3 separate regions of the Homo sapiens genome follow, and regions 1 and 3 are each linked to region 2. Evidence: chromatin contacts called from ENCODE Hi-C or POLR2A ChIA-PET data. All regions are on one chromosome and are shown on one strand. The core of a region is the stretch at or near the end of the contact, and the rest is flanking DNA. Distances in the headings are between cores, read along the strand shown. Region 1 overlaps GTF2F2 (general transcription factor IIF subunit 2). Region 2 overlaps TPT1-AS1 (TPT1 antisense RNA 1). Region 3 overlaps GTF2F2 (general transcription factor IIF subunit 2).

Region 1 (3,090 bases), core at 263-2,762, 200 kb before region 2:
TTCTTAGGGGAACCTCATGCGTAACACTGAATTGCATGCCTGTTTCAGTGTTTATTGTTGGTTTTAAGAATACAGGGGCCGGGCACCGTGGCTCAGGCCTGTAATCCCAGCAGGTTGGGAGGCCAAGGTGGGCAGATCACCTGAGGTCAGGAGTTCAAGACCAGCCTGGCCAACATGGTGAAACGCCGTCCCTACCAAAAATACAAAAAATTAGCCAGCTGTGGTGGTGAGTGCCTGTAATCCCGCCTATTCGGGAGGCTGAGGCAGGAGAATCACTTGAACCCAGGAGGCAGAGGTTGCAGTGAGCCGAGATCATGCCATTGCACTCCAGCCTGGGCAACAAGAGCGAAACTCTGTCTCAAAAAGAAAAAATGAATACAGTACATATTTTTTTAACCAGATTTGAACCACTTTTAAACTATTTCTTTTAGGTATAGTTTACACTTTTAGGTATTTATTCCACTTCTGTTGGTGGATAACCTGTCTTAATAAATCTGTATTAAATAAGATAGTAAATACAACCTGTCTTTGTATTTACTATCTTATTTAATTCTCCTCACAACTCCACGAGGGAGGGACTTTTAAAAAATCTTCATTTTGCAGATGATATGACAGAAGCTCTAAGAGATTGTGTGACTAGCCCCTATTTCCTGATATTTAGAAATATATGTTAAAACAGTCTCTTTAAGTAGGTAATAGAAATCCTGCTAGGTCTGCCTGGATAGATGCTCTGTGGTGACTCCAGCTTGTCTCTTTCATCACTGCATTTCACAGGGCAGCCATCTTCAAGTCCCATTCACTTTGGCAGCTAGTGGTTCTTTCTCACTCCGCTAGTAAAGGCCCTATGGAAGGAGTAAGGAAGCTCTGTTTTTTGCTTACTCCTTTGAGTAACAGCCTTGCCACTGAACATTTGGAATCATACCAGCTTCTGACAATCTTATACTTGTGAGGAGGAACAAACAGGAACAAAAATATATGAGTTTAGTGTTTATTTCCTGAACTGCCACCAAGGTTGTGACTGACTGCAGAGATTTAGTTTTGTATTTTACTGCCAACTGCCTGAGCCAGGTCTGCTCTCTGAAAAGTTAAACCTAATAGCAGAAAATGTTCCTTTATTTAGTGGCCAGAAAGAGATTTGTAAAAGCAGTGTTTGCACTCTTCATATTCAGGTATTCATGCATAAATATGTGGTAGCTTTAATAATCTGAGGTTGGGATGAGGAGGATTAAAAGAAACCGCAGTGTAGGATAATATTAAGGTTTGGAATCACAAACTTATTAAAACTTATGATTTACTCTCCAGTTTTTAATTGTGAAATATTTCAAACCTACAGAAAAGTATAGTGAATAGTTTAACCTATGCCTAACAGCTGTATTTCATAAGTGTTGACATTTGCCATATTTCTTTAAAGCTAGAAAACATTTTAGATTTCTCCCCACCCCCCACCCCCTAACCCTTACCTCACTTGCTAGAGGTAACTGTTGTCCTGGAGTTGGCGTGTATTATTGTGACTCATTATGACTAGTCTGCAATTCTCAAAACAAAATCTTTATAGTTTAACTGGTGGAAACTAACCAAGTTCCTTGGAGATGTGTTAGGCAATGTGCTCCAAATTTCTAACAATTGTGGAAGTCCAGTGTTTAGCTTGAGTAGAGATTTTTTTGTGTCATACCTGGAGAAAATGACAGGCTATACAAACATATTTCTCTTCTTCCTTTTGATTTTCTGTAGCTTCCAGTTTATAAAGTCGGTTCTTTGTTTTGATTCATTGTATACTTAAGATCTTAGGAAGAACTTGGTTTCTTTGTAAAACCAAACCTAACTTAGTAAAATCAATTAAAATGTAAATTACTTCAGCGTGGGCAACATGGTGATTCCCCATCTCTACTAAAAATAAAAAAAATTAGCCAGGCATGGTGGCGCACGCTTGTAGCACCAGCTGTTCTGGAGGCTGAGGCAGGAGAATTGCTTGAACCCAGGAGGCGGAGGTTGCAGTGAGCCGAGATAGCGCCACTGCACTCCAGCCTGGGCGACAGAGTGAGACTCTGTCTCAAAAAAAAAGAAAAAAAGTAAATTACTTAGTCGCGGTATTAAAACTAAGTAATTGAAACAATTGTAATTTTAAAATACTTTAATTTTAAAAATTTCATTTCCTTTGGCTTTTTCAAATAACATTGCCACTATTTTTAAAAACCTCATTCAAGGTTATAGTAGCATGATTTTTTCTCTAGTTCTTTGAGCATAAGGGTACCATTATCAAAATTTAAAGTGTAAAAAATGCCATGTAACTGATTTTTCCCTCTGCAGTATAGCATTACATTATAAAAACAGAGACAGGTTATTTGGTTGCCTTTGTATTTTTATCACTTAGAAATGTAGTCTATTGAGGGCTGGATGTGGTGGCTCACGCCTGTAATCTCAGCACTTTGGGAGGCCAAGGTGGGCAGATCACTTAAGGCCAGGAGTTTGAGATCAGCCTGGCTGACCTGACGAAACCCCGTCTCTACTGAAAATACAAAAATTAGCCAAGTGTGGTGGTGCGCATCTATAATCCCAGCTCCTCAGCACACATCTGTAATTCCAGCCAGGAGTTCAAGACCAGCCCGGCCAACTTGGCGAAACCCCGTCTCTACTAAAAATACAAAAATTAGTCCAGCGTGGTGGCAGACACCTGTAATCTCAGCTACTTGGGAGGCTGAGGCACGAGAATCACTTGAACCCAGGAAGTGGAGGTTGCAGCGAGCCAGGATTGTGCTACTGCACTCCAGCCTGGGCAACACAGTGAGACAGTCTCAAAAAAAAAAAAAGAGAAAGGTAGTCTGTTGATATGGTGATGGCACTAGTATAGTAATTCCCTTGGAACAAAGAAGAAAAGAAGGTAAGACTTTAAAACTGACCTATTTTTTTAAAAAGCAATAAAACATGTCGATTTACTGAAGGTTTTCAAGTAAAGAAGTAGCAGCCCTAGTGGCCAGGTAGTGGCTCATGCCTGTAACCCCAGCACTTTGGGAGGCCAGGGTGAGTGGACTGCTTGAGCCCAGAAGTTAGAGACCAGCCTGGACAAAAGAGTGAAACCCTATCTCCACAAAA
Region 2 (3,347 bases), core at 227-2,726:
ACTCCATCTCAAAAAACAAAAACAAAAACAAAAAATAAAACATATCCAGCAGTAGGCCAGACACGGTGGCTCACCCCTGTAATCCCAGCACTTTGGGAGGCTGAGGCAGGTGGATCACTGGAGGTCAGGAGTTTGAGACCAGCCTGGCCAACATGGTGAAACCCCATCCTTTACTAAAAATACAAAAATTAGCTGGGTGTGGGGGCATGTGCCTGTAATTCCAGCTACTCAGGAGGCTAAGGTAGAAGAATCGCTTGAACCCAGGAGGCGGAGGTTGCAGTGAGCCGAGATCGTGCCACTGCACTCCAGCCTGGGCTACAGAGTGAGACTCCATCTCAAAAAACAAACATGGTGGCTCACGCCTGTAATCCCAGCACTTTGGGAGGCCGAAGCAGGTGGATCACCTGAGGTCAGGAGTTCGAGACCAGCCTGGCCAAGATGGTGAAACCCTGTCTCTACTAAAAATACAAAAATTAGCCAGGCATGGTGGTGGGCGCCTGTAGTACCAGCTACTTGGGAGGCTGAAGCAGGAGAATCGCTTGAACCCAGGAGGTGGAGGTTGCAGTGAGCCAAGATCATGCCACTGCACTCCAGCCTGGGCGACAGAGCGAGACTCTGTCTCAAACAGGCCAGGCGTGGTGGCTCATGCCTGTAATACCAGCACTTTGGTAGGCCAGGAGTTCAAGATGAGCCTGGCCAACATGGTGAAACCCCGTCTATACTAAAAATACAAAAAGACTGGCGTGGTGGTGGGCGCCTGTAATCACAGCTACTTGGGAGGCTGAGGCAGGAGAATCGCTCGAACCCAGGAGGCGAAGGTTGCGGTGAGCCAACATTGCACCACTGCACTCCAGCCTGGGCGACACAGCAAGACTCTGCCTCAAAATAAATAAACAAACAAACAAAAATATCTGGCAGCAATTTTCAAGCATTCAAAAGAGATGTGAAGGAAAAAAATTTGGCCGGGAGCAGTGGCTCACGCCTGTAATCCCAGCACTCTGGGAGGCCAAGGTGTGCGGATCACGAGGTCAAGAGTTCGAGACCAGCCTGACCAACATGGTCAAACCTGGTCTCTACTAAAAATACAAAAATTAGCTGGGCATGGTGGCACGTGCCTGTAATCCCAGCTACTCAGGAGTCTGAGGCAGGAGAATCGCTTGAACCTGGGAGGCAGAGGTTTCAGGGAGCCGAGATCACACCACTGCACTCCAGCCTGGGCAACAGAGGGAGACTGTCTCAAAAAAAAAAAAAAATAAATAAATCAGCATAGTAATTGATGAGGACAAGGACATTTTATTATCATGGGATTATGGGGACAAATGATTGCTGAAATCATAATTAGCTTTCTGGCGGGGGAAGATAGTAAGGTAGAAAGAGGAGAAATGGGTGTAATCAAAGGAAGTGGCAGAGAGAGATTAAAAAAAAAAAACAGGAAATGAGAACAAGAATATGACTAACAATGCCTGAGCCCCACCCACCCATCCTCAGAGTGGACTCCCTCTCTCAAAGGCTTGTGGGCACCTGCCCCCGAGCTGACTCACCCTGTTCAGTCATCACAGCTCACTGCAGTGATGAAGGCTCAGGTGATCCTTTCACATCAGCCTCTCCAGTAGCTGGGACTAAAGGCATGTGCCACCATACCTGGCTAATTTTTTGTTTTTGTTTTTGTTTTGAGATGGAGTCTTGCTCTGTCACCCAGGCTGCAGTGCAGTGGCATGATCTAGGCTCACTGCAACCTCCACCACCTGGATTCAAGCAATTCTCTGCCTCAGCTTCCTGAGTAGCTGGGACTACAGGTGCCTGCCATGACGCCCAGCTAATTTTTTTGTGTATTTAGTAGAGATGGGGTTTCACCATGTTAGCCAGGATGGTCTCGATCTCCTGATCTCGTGATCCACCTGCCTCAGCCTCCCAAAGTACTGGGATTACAGGTGTGAGCCACCGTGCCCGGCCGTATTTTTTGTATTTTTAGTAGAGACAGGGTTTCACTATCTTGGCTAGGCTGGTCTTGAACTCCTGACCTCAAGTGATCCACCCACCTCGGCCTCCCAAAGTTCTGGGATTACAGGCATGAGCCACTGTGCCCAGCCACCCGTCACCTGCTAGTGTAGACAAATGAATAAACTTAGACAAGCACATGGGCTCCCTCTATACCAGCCTAGACTTTGACACTGAAACTCCATGAGTCTGGGCCACTTCCTGCCACAAGTGTGAATGGAAAATAAATCATTTTCCAAGGAACCCAAAATCACTAAGCCAAGGAGTCAAGCTGAGAACTTTCAGGCAAACCTGCCCCCCATTTTATTTCCTAAATAAGAGAGCTACAAAGATTAAAAAAAAAAAAAAGCTACACACCTTGCTCATAATTTGCCCACAAGGAAATACCTAATTCCACAAGGAAGGGCTAATCAGAAACTCAACAGAATGCAACTGTTTGTCTCTTATCCACCTGTGACCTGGAAGCCCCGTCCCTCACCTCGAGTTGTCTCGCCTTCCTGGACCAAACCAATGTACATCTTACACATATTGATTGATGTCTCATGTCTCCCTAAAATGTATAAAACCAAGCTGTGCCCTGACCACCTTGGACACATGTGGTCAGGACTTCCTGAGGCTGTGTCACGGGCGTGTGTCCTCAACCTTGGCAAAATAAACTTTCTAAATTGGTTGAGACCTGTCTCGGATACTTTGGGTTCACATAAGGAAACAGGAAGCAGGGATCTGGTGTCTATTTCTTTTTCCAAGCACAATGTAAGCACAGTTCTAGGCTGTGTTTGTCTTGTGAGTCCTTCCTGGCTCCCCTCAGGCACTGGCTTTCTCTCCTCTCTCCTGCCTTCTCTTTCTGGATCCACCCTCCAAATGTTGGAGTTCCTTAGGGTTTGATTCTTGGAACTCTTCTGTGTTTATGTGTTCTCCCTAGATAGCATCATCCGTAAGTGACTTAAATAGCACTCATAATGCTTAAAAAAAAAAATTTCCATTTCTAGCCTGGACGTCTCTGAATTTCAGAATAAGGTAAATGAAGAATTCACCTTTATACACCTTAAGTTTGAAATGCCGGTGATTTATCCAACAGCCTCCTTGGTTTTGGTTTTAGCCGTATCACCGGCATCTCATTTAACTCAACGTATGCACATCTGAATTCTACTGACTCTCCTAAACTTGCACTCTGCTCCATCTCAGCCAATGGTACCACCCAGTTTCCTGAGCTAAGTGCCTTCTTTGACACCTTCCTTTCCAACACCACCTCACCTGATCTGTCACCAGTCCTGTCACTTGTTTTAAATCCTTGCACTGTCTCCCACCTCTGCACCTCTCCTCCTTGTCTCAGCCTGCTGTCTCACCCT
Region 3 (3,535 bases), core at 303-2,802, 160 kb before region 2:
CTGAAGAATAGTGAGGAGATTGGTGGCCAAGTTGTAATGGGCAGTTGCTGTGGACCTGATTTCTACCCTTGAGCTGTCATATGGAGAAGGTTGATAGCACAAACCTTTAACTGAAAGTTAAATTCAGCCTGTCCACCTGGAGTAGGTACTGCTAAATAAGTGGGGAGCATTCACTTAGTAAAAGGTAGCTATATTAGTCCATTTTCACACTGCTATAAAGAAATGCCTGAGACTGGGTAGTTTATAAAGGAAACAGGTTTAATTGACTCACGGTTCCGCATACCTGAGGAGACCTCAGGAAACTTACATTCATGGTGGAAAGCAAAGGGGAAGCAGGCACCAAGGTGGCAGGAGGGAGAAGTGAGAGCACAGGAAAAAGCTGCCAGTGAGAACTCACTCATTATCACGAGAACAGCATAGGGGGAACTGCCCCATGATCCAGTCACTTCCCTCCCTTGACACGTGGGGATTATAATTTGAGATGAGATTTGGCTGGGGACACAGAGCCAGACCATATCAGTAGCTCTTTTAGTTGCAACATTAATAAACGTGGATATGTGACTAAATTATTTGCAGGGATAGTAGTCTAGATTTATTTTATTTATTTAGTTTTTTGAGACGGAGTCTTGCTCTGTTGCCAGGCTGGAGTGCAGTGGCACTATCTTGGCTCACTGCAACCTTTGCCTCCTGGGTTCAAGCGATTCCCTTGCCTCAGCCTCCTGAGTAGCTGGGACCACAGGTGTGTGCCACCATGCCTGGCTAATTTTTTATATTTTAGTAGAGACAGGGTTTCACCATGTTGGCCAGCATGGTCTCGATCTCCTGACCTCATGATCTGCCTGCCTCGGCCTCCCAAAGTGCTGGGATTATAGCTGTGAGCCACCGTGGCCGACCTAGATTTATTTTTTTAAAGGATTAATTGTCTTCCTTTATTGGACTTTCCTTATGCATTTAAGACATTTGATATATCAGATTTTCCCAAATCTTGCTATTGTTGTGACGACTAAAGAATTTTTCTTGATAGAACTTTCAGCTTCAGCAAGAGCCAAACTTGAATATAAGCTTTTTGCTTTAAGAAAATTCAAATTTTAATTTTATTAAAGACTTTAATGAGAGGAAATTATTTTTAGAATTTAAACTTTATTATAAAATAATAACGGCTTTTAAAATATTTTCTTCCTGCCATATTTTGGTATAAGGTAGTCATGCTTCTCATCATTGCTTTTTCTGCATCTTCTTGAGATTTGTTGCATATGTTGCATTAAGGGACCCTGGATACATTGATTATATACGGTGTGCTTGTAATTAGTTCGTACAGAGTCTCCTAGATTTTGGAGACATCCAAAGATCACTAAAAAAAGATTTTTTAGTATAAATATGTAGGCATGGTTCTATACACTTTCTGCATTTTGATCAATTTATCTGTCTCCCCCAGTGAACTGTATGCTTCTTGAAAACAGTACTGTGTCTTAATCATCTTGATTCCACAATGCCTAGATGGGGCCTTTTGCATAGCAGACATTTTGCTAATGTTAGTGGAATGAAGTAATTCTCTCTGAAAAGATGAATCATAAATGCACTACTCATGAGCCAGGGAATTTCCTGAGTCTTTTCTTAAAACCCAGGTGAATTCTTGTGGAAATATGACTGTTTCTAACCACAGTCATACATTTCCAGGGTATAAAGCTGGTACCATTATGAGACATTTATATGTGTATTATACAATAAGGTAAGGTCTGTCAAGTGACCACACCACAATGCTTGGTGGCCAGTAGGCACACAATAGATGCTAGCCTTTGTTTCCTTTTTCTGATTCTCCTAGGTTTTATGTCAGAGTCACTATAAGAATTACTAAGGATAGGGGAAATTGCCTTTCTGTTTGGACAAATATTCATAGCAGTTAAAGATTCTGTTTTGACATGCCCAGATTTAGAATTCTGCAGGAAAACAGAAGTCAGAGCAGCTGGCAGGCTGAACTGGTACACAATATAACCCAGACAGTAGACCTGCCCAGTGTCACAGTATTTTCTGGGCTGGCTGTTTTAGTCACAAGGTACTTGAGAATTTTATTCACATACACAAACACACACACACACACACACACACACACACACACACACGGTCTTTGATTTAGTGGTTTAGACTAGCTGTGTTTTCAGAAGTTACTTCTTTGTCAAAGACGATAGCCTTTATACTCTTTAATTTGATTTTATGCCCTTTTAAGCTACCTTATTTAGAAGGAGCAGAGTGTATAAAAGCTGTTCCTGGCAAAGGGCCACAGCAGCCTAATAAACAAATCTGACAGGAGCCCAGTTTGTTACTAAGCCAAGAATAAGGCTTCTCTCTGTTCTGACCAGTGAGATTCCTGAAACTTAACTATTTTTTCTTGATTTTTGATATTAATTATATTTGATTGTCATATTACTGTGTTTAGTGTGTCAAAATACAGTCTTGAAAATGATAAGTATTATCTCTGAATCCTTTTTTTTTTCCATTCAAGATAAGCTGTCATTGGAAGGAATAGTGGTACAAAGAGCTGAATGCCGACCAGCTGCCAGTGAAAACTACATGCGATTAAAAAGGTTGGTGTTTTGTAACTCCAGAATGATACCTGATATTTCCCTTTGGGGATTGAGATACGTGTGTTATATCGCCTATTGACTGCATTAAAACTGTGGTTATTGTTGAGTGTTTGCTTCAAAAGCTGTTTGGTTTTAAAAGCAAGTAAGAGTTTCTTTGGCACTAAAGAAATTTCAGTATCTGGGCTGTTTATTTGAGGTATTTTAAGCTACTTTGTTAATACATCCTGGAATCAAAGTTTTTAAACTACATTTTCTAGTTGTCTTTATAAATTTTGATTCTTTAAAGACATGTATAAGATCTTTGTAATATTTTATTTTCCAGGGCTGTAATTTTTCCATAATAAATATGTATCCGAAATACTGTAACTGGGCCAGGCATGGTGGCACATGCCTGTAATCCCAGCACTTTGGGAGGCTGAGGTAGGTGGACCATTCAAGCCCAGGAGTTTGAGACCAACCTGGGCAACATGGTGATATCCTATCTCTACAAAAAGATAGAAAAATTAGCTGGGCGTGGCTGAGGTGTGAGGATTGCTTGGGCCTGGGAAGTGAAGGCTGCAGTGAGCTGAGAGCATGCCACTGCACTCCAGCCTAGGTGACCCAGTGAGACCTTGTCTCAAAAAAAAAAAAAAAATTGTACTGTATAAAGCAAGTGTAGTTGCCAGAATATCGTCCTATTCTCTTGATCTATAGAGAAATTTTTATAAACATATATACTGTGTTAGAGAGTTTGTTTCAGGATCTTCCCCTGCCCCCTAAATTTTTATGTGGTTAACATTTTGTAATTAGTATTTAAAAATGCTGATTGTAAATTCTTGATACCCCAAATTTTATGACGTTCAAAGAGTCAGCAATTTTTTAAGCCCTGAGGAAATATATTATACCTGTTTCATAGTTTATTTTTAATGTGTTTTAGCCCCATGTGATTTAGAATTATACTTTTTTTGTTCATT

Evidence for each region. A loop is a pair of places that touch in the nucleus more often than their neighbours do. ChIA-PET counts read pairs that join two places held with the same protein, here RNA polymerase II (POLR2A). Pooled maps may share reads with other maps.
Region 1: POLR2A ChIA-PET joins it to region 2 with 11 read pairs in activated naive CD4-positive, alpha-beta T cell. The contact joins two enhancer-like sites. POLR2A ChIA-PET finds 5 or more read pairs at or near these places in 3 of 52 experiments (B cell, H1 and activated naive CD4-positive, alpha-beta T cell).
Region 3: a pooled map shows a loop between it and region 2 (7-fold over the local background). The contact joins two enhancer-like sites. A Hi-C loop is called at or near these places in 5 of 50 pooled maps. POLR2A ChIA-PET finds 5 or more read pairs at or near these places in 2 of 52 experiments (OCI-LY7 and endothelial cell of umbilical vein).

What each region holds. Positions count from the first base shown.
Region 1 is chr13:45,161,484-45,164,573 of GRCh38, forward strand. All of the region lies in intron 4 of GTF2F2 (general transcription factor IIF subunit 2), which reads left to right. Among named protein-coding and RNA genes, the nearest start is that of KCTD4, 38 kb to the right of the region's middle. Within about 2 kb of position 1,513, at least 5 of the 41 ENCODE cell types and tissues checked have a DNase peak (open chromatin) inside an H3K27ac peak, as active enhancers do.
Region 2 is chr13:45,366,060-45,369,406 of GRCh38, forward strand. The region is part of intron 3 of TPT1-AS1 (TPT1 antisense RNA 1); the gene reads left to right. Among named protein-coding and RNA genes, the nearest start is that of TPT1-AS1, 26 kb to the left of the region's middle. RefSeq lists an enhancer at 1,414-1,920. Within about 2 kb of position 1,477, at least 12 of the 41 ENCODE cell types and tissues checked have a DNase peak (open chromatin) inside an H3K27ac peak, as active enhancers do.
Region 3 is chr13:45,204,924-45,208,458 of GRCh38, forward strand. It overlaps GTF2F2 (general transcription factor IIF subunit 2), which reads left to right. Exons shown (of 8, transcript NM_004128.3): 5 at 2,501-2,582. Among named protein-coding and RNA genes, the nearest start is that of KCTD4, 5.6 kb to the left of the region's middle. Within about 2 kb of position 1,553, at least 15 of the 41 ENCODE cell types and tissues checked have a DNase peak (open chromatin) inside an H3K27ac peak, as active enhancers do.